Regions from separate parts of the Homo sapiens genome. Here region 1 is linked to region 2. Evidence: chromatin loops called from intact Hi-C (ENCODE). Cell type or tissue: breast epithelium. All regions are shown on one strand. Links, peaks and the distances in the headings refer to the core of each region. The heading gives the core; the rest is flanking DNA. Region 1 has its middle 35 kb from the start of MAML3. Region 2 has its middle 21 kb from the start of MGST2.

The links. A loop is a pair of places that touch in the nucleus more often than their neighbours do. Peaks named below come from ENCODE experiments on the same cell type or tissue, not always from the same donor. Only the 100,000 strongest peaks of a DNase experiment are listed, where the experiment ranks them.
Region 1: a loop joins it to region 2, with 5 times the contacts of the local background. A loop is called at or near these places in 1 of 110 quality-filtered maps.

The regions. Positions count from the first base shown.
Region 1 is chr4:140,187,490-140,190,409 of GRCh38, forward strand. No RefSeq gene overlaps it. Among named protein-coding and RNA genes, the nearest start is that of MAML3, 35 kb to the left of the region's middle. In breast epithelium, for the core only: no CTCF peak of the experiment used is centred there; a DNase peak (open chromatin) is centred at 1,682; H3K27ac peaks cover 694 bases.
Region 2 is chr4:139,643,282-139,646,201 of GRCh38, forward strand. No RefSeq gene overlaps it. Among named protein-coding and RNA genes, the nearest start is that of MGST2, 21 kb to the right of the region's middle. In breast epithelium, for the core only: no CTCF peak of the experiment used is centred there; no DNase peak of the experiment used is centred there.

The DNA.
Region 1 (2,920 bases), core at 246-2,745, 540 kb after region 2:
TGCCAGTAAACATATATTACTAAGCAGATACCAGTGTGGGTGCTGGAACTTAATCCTGCAGGGGAACAGTGTAACACAGAGCCTCAGAATTATTCCCCCCGAGGGAGGAGAGTGCTGGGGTATTTATACACCTATTCCCAAGAATCATTGGTTGAGGGCTACTGGGAGGGGAGTAGATTAATTTGCAGGCAATTTCAGCCTGCTGCATGGCTTCCCTCTCTGCTGTTCTGGGGCAGGAAAGCCCTCAGTACAGAGATGCAGATTCTGGCAGTAGGCAGTCAGCTGAAGCATGTTGGCATGTCCTAGGGACCTGGGCAGGGCAATGACAGGCACAGGGGGGAAAACCAAGGCATAGAAAATACTGTAGTTTCCATCAAGAAGCCACTACTCTAATAAGGGAGATAAGCCCATTGAAGTTTCAAAGGAAAAGGTTCATGGTGCCAAGATGTCTGCAGTTTCCAGGAGAGATCAGCACCTGGATCTCCCCAGGGTGGTACTTGCTACATTCAGGCCTTTGGTTCTCAGCCCTGAATTTGATCTGTCAGCAGCTGGAGAGTGAATTCAGAGGAACTGTTAGACTCATGTTAACCAAAACCCACAGAGTCTGAGAAGAAAACCAGAATGCCCATGTGTTGATTGGCATTCTCTCTCTGCAGGTTAAGCTTCATGAGGGACCAAATTACAATATTAAAGTGAGTTTATAAGTGGAGATTCAGAAAAATAGATGCTATAGCATCCATTGAGGAACTCTTCTCCAGCAAAGAGATAGCCTTGCCCGCAGGGTTATTTAGAGGGAAACCCTTTATCCTCACATTCCTGTCTGGCTCTGCCAAGGGTAGATTCTGGCTCCCTTATTCATAGCTTCCAGAGATACAGGGTATGCAGTGGTTAAGAGTGAAGACTCTGGAGTCAGGATGCCCCTTGTTCAAACCTTGTCCTGCCATTGCACTAGCCATGTGACATTGGGGAGATATTTAATCTCTCTGCATCTGCTCTCTCATCCATAATAGTACCTATTTTATAGAGTTGTTGTGTGGATTAAATATAATACATATGAAGAGCCTGGGATAGTATTTGATGCATAGTTAAGTGTTAGTCGTCATTATTGCTGCTATTAAGAACCCCCTTTTAAGCTGCCACAGTCAATTTAGGTATGTTAATAGTCTTTAGCAAGCTTTATGCTGTTCTTGGAACCAGTTGGTCTCGTTAAGGGGTCTTTGCAGATCTCTATAGCACAGTGCCTATAGCCTACAATCTGTTCTATATACTTAAAGTTGGCTAAGAGGGTAGATCTTTTGTTAAATGTTCTTACCAAACTACAACAGGAATAATAATAACAATAAGGATGGTGGGAGGAAACTTTGGGAGATGATGGACATGGTCATGGCCTTGATGGTGGTAATAGTTTCATGGGCGTATACCTATCCCCAAACTCATCCAGATATATATGTTACATATGTACACGTTTTTATCTAACTTCAATAAAGTGGTTTAAAAAAGAGGGGTCTTTGCTTATCATCATCCTAAGAGGTCTGTCATTTGTGTGTTGGGGAAGGAGGATGACTCATTTCTCCTTCCATTGTCCTGACTATACAGATACATAGAAAAACAACTCTATTGCAGAACAACTTGGACAGGACTCAGAGTGCCAGGAGGTGCAGAGGCCAGAAGACTCCTGGAAGCATGGAGCCGGAGCACTGCAACTGCATTCGACTGGTGGCTGAACAGGCAGCAAGCCTAGAATTTCATGTTAGGAGGGTATTTTCAAATGTTGCACAATCAAGAATATCATTAAGTGTTTGGCTCTGGAATGCAGTCTGGGACTCTGCCAAGTATATCTCTCTTACAACTTGGGGGCAAAGCAACAAATCAGAGCCACTGTCAGTTTTAGCCCTAATAAGTGAAGTGTGTTCCTTGATGGAACCAGAGATCCCAACTCATTCAAGAGGACAATAGGACCCCTTGAAGAGTGAATGAAATGCATCAATATAGAATGTACACATTCAAAAATCTATCAGTTGACTTGGTGCAGTAGCTCATGCCTCTAATCCCAGCACTTTGGGACACTGAGGAGCAAGAATTGCTTGAGGCCAGGAGTTTGGGACTAGCATGGGCGCCAAAGTGAGACCCCTGTCTCTACAAAAAATTAAAAAATTAGCCAGGTGTGGTGGTACACATCCATAGTCCCAGCTACTGAAGCTGAGGCAAGAGGATCACTTGAGCCCGGGAGTTTGAGGCTGCAGTGAGCTACGATTGTGCCACTGCACTCCAGCCTGGGCAACAGAACAAGATCCTGTCTCAAAAAAAAAAAAAAAAAAAAAAAAAAAAGGAAAACCTATGCGCTGCAAGTGGAAGGGATGTTATTGTTAAAGACCCCACACAGTCCAGGGGAATAAAAGGATTCTTGAGAATGAATGAAAAGCATCACCACAGAATATAAATGTTGAGAGAACCGTAAGGGTACTTAGCAGCAGTGAGTGTGATAGAAAGGACACAGAATGTGAAGTTCAAGTTCCACTCTCAAATGGGCTATGAGGCTTTGGGAAGTCATTTAGCCTCTCTGGACTAATATAGTCTTTCTCTGTCAAATGAAAAGTTTGACTAGTTGTTTTGTAAGATATGTTCCAAGTCTAACACTATTCTGTGATTCCCACTATTAAGATGGATAGAAGAGTGGAGGAGCTGTTTCAGTTGGAAAACAAAAATTTCAATGTTCCTTAAAATTTTTCTCCTATCAATCCACGGTCCCTGGCAAGAAATCTTCGTGTACTAAAGTGAAGCCAATTAACATTCCTTACTACTTCTCTGTCATAAATCATCGTTAACTCGGAGAAGGCAGATGGGTGAGTAGCTATAAGACATATTCTTATAGATTGGTTTGTTCATATCCCACAAATTTAATTTCATAAAACAAGAACCC
Region 2 (2,920 bases), core at 166-2,665:
TGGCTCCAGCCACAGCGAATTAGCTGCTGTTCCTCAAATGCAAGGAGCCATTTTATATCCCTGTGCTTTTGTCTGTGCTATTCTTGCTAGCACCAATGTCCTCCTCGTCTTCTACAGGTTTCAAAACTCAGTTTGTGTCACCTGCTTTGCATTGCCCTCCTTGAGCTCTCCCCTCTGGTATAGCTGCCTCTCCTTCTTCCTCCTCAGCACCCTGTGCAACCAGCTTGCATGACACTGAGCGGGGGCACCTCTGCTCACAGATGTTGCTGTCTGTCTTTGTCACCAAGGCGTAAGTTGCTGGACTCATTTGTCTTGTATTCCCAGTTTCCTGGACAGTGCTTGGCATGTTGTGGTGCTCAATAAAAGTGGGTTGAATGCCTATTTGAGTAAATTTCTCAATGGTGATAATTCAGTGAATGCTTTGTTTGTTCTCATCTGTGGCACTTGACCCTGCTGACCATTTCCTCCTCGAAACTCTCCTCCTTCAGTTCCTCGGTGTCACACTCCTCTGGTTCTTCTCCTACTGCTCGGGCCAGCCCCTCTCTGTCTTCTTCATTGAAATCTTCTTCTGGTCAATCTTTACTTATTGAAAAATTTTTGTATAAATGTATGGGGTACAGGTGTAATTTTGTTACATGCACAGATTGCATAGTGGTGAAGTCAGAGCTTTTAGGGTATCTGTCACCCGGATAATGTACATTGTACCCAGTAAGTAATTTTTCATCCTCCACCCCCTTCCCATCCCCCACCCATCCAAGTCTCCATTGTCTATCATTTCACTCTCTATGTCTGTGTGTACACATTATTAACTCCCCCTTACAAGTGAGAACATGCAGTATTTGTCTTTGTGTGTCTGACTTGTGTCACTTAATGTAATGGCCTCCAGTTCCATCCATGTGGCTGCAAAAGACATGATTTCATTCTTTTTATGGCTGAGTGGCATCCTAAAGTGTATGTATAGCACATTTTCTTTATCCAATCATCTGTTGATGGACACTTAGGTTGATTCCATATCTTTGCTATCGTGAATAGTGCTGGGATAAATATATGGGTACAGGTATCTTTTTGATATAATAATTTCTTTTCCTTTGGGTACATATCCAGTAGTGGAATTGCTGGATAGAATGCTAGTTCTATTTTTAGTTCTTTGAGAAATCTCCATTCAATCTTTTTTGTTTGTTTGTTTGTTTTTGAGACAGGGTCTCGCTCTGTCGCCCAGGCTGGAGTGCAATGGCGCGATCTTGGCTCACCGCAACCTCTGCCTCCTGGGTTCAAGTGATTCTCATGCCTCAGCCTCCTGTGTACCTGGGATTACAGGCAAGCACCACCATGCCTGGCTAATTTTTGTATTTTTAGGGGTTTCACCATGTTGGCCAGGCTGGTTTTGAACTTATGACCTCAGATGAGGTCTCGCTTGCCTTGGCCTCCCAAAGTGCTAGGATTACAGGCGTGAGCCACTGCGACTGGTCTTCCATTCAATCTTTACATATGATACATTGCATACAATTCACTCATTTAAAGTATACAATTCCATTGTTTTTGGTGTACTGCATTATTAAGTTATTACATATTTATTATATTATTAATTTTTGAAAATTATGGTAAAATGTATATACCATAAAACCTATCATTAAGCATTTTTACATGTGCAGTTCAGTAGCATTAAGTACATTCACATGTTGTGCAGTCATCATCACTATTTGCAAAACTTTTTCATCACCCCAAACAGAAACTCTATAACCATTAAGCAATAGCTCCCCATTCTCCACTCTCTCCAGCTCCTGGTAAACTTTAATCTTCTTTCTGTCCCCATGAATTTGCCTATTGTAGGTACCTCCTATAAGTGGAATCATACAATATTTGTGCTTTCATGACTGGGTTATTTCACTTAGCATAATGTTTTCCGGTTCATCTGTGTTGTAGCATGTGTCAGAATTTCATTCCTTTTTATGGCTGAATGATATTTCACCGTATGCATATAACACATTTTGTTTTTCCATTCATCATTTTTTTTTTTTTTTTGGAGATGGAGTCTCGTTGTCACCCAGGCTGGAGTGCAGTGGCACGATCTCGGCTCACTGAAACCTCAGCCTCCTAGGTTCAAGCGATTCTTGTGCCTCAGCCTCCTGAGTAGCTGGGACTACAGGTGAGTGCCGCTACACCCAGCTAATTTTTGTTTTTGTTTTTTGTAGAGATGGGGTTTCGTCATGTTGGCCAGGCTGGTCTTGAGCTCCTGACCTCAGGTGATCTGCTCGCCTCGGCCTCCCAAAGAGCTGAGATTACAGGCATGGGCCACCGCGCCCGGCCTGTTTTACCATTTGTCTCTTGATGGAGACAGATTGTTTCCACCTTTAGGCTTTTGTGAATCATGCAGTTATGAATGTTGGCATACAAGTATCTGAGTTCCTGCTTTCAATCCCTTTGTGTACCCACCTAGGAGTGGCATCACTGACTCATATCATAATTCTGTGCTTAGCTTTTTCAGGAACAACCAAACTGTTCTTCATAGCAGCTGCACCATTTGTTTATTCCTATCAGCAATGTATGATGGTTCCAATTTCTCCAACACCTATTTTCCATTTTTAATACCATAGCTATCCCAGCAAGTGTAAAATGGCATCTCATTGTGGCTTTGATTTGTATTTCCCTAATGACTAGTCATGTTGAGCATCTTTTCATGTTGCCATGTCTGAATGTTCGTGTCCCCCACTCCCCAAATTTTTATGTTGAAACCTAATTGCCAATGTGACAGTATTAAGAAGCTGGGCCTTTAGGAAGCAATTAGTCTTCTATGAACCAGAAGACAGCCTTCACCACACATCAAATCTGCCAGCACCTTGATCTGGGACTTCCCAGCCTCCAGAACTTGAGAAGCAAATTTTCGTTTTTAAGAAACTGCTTAGTCTATGATATTTTGTTG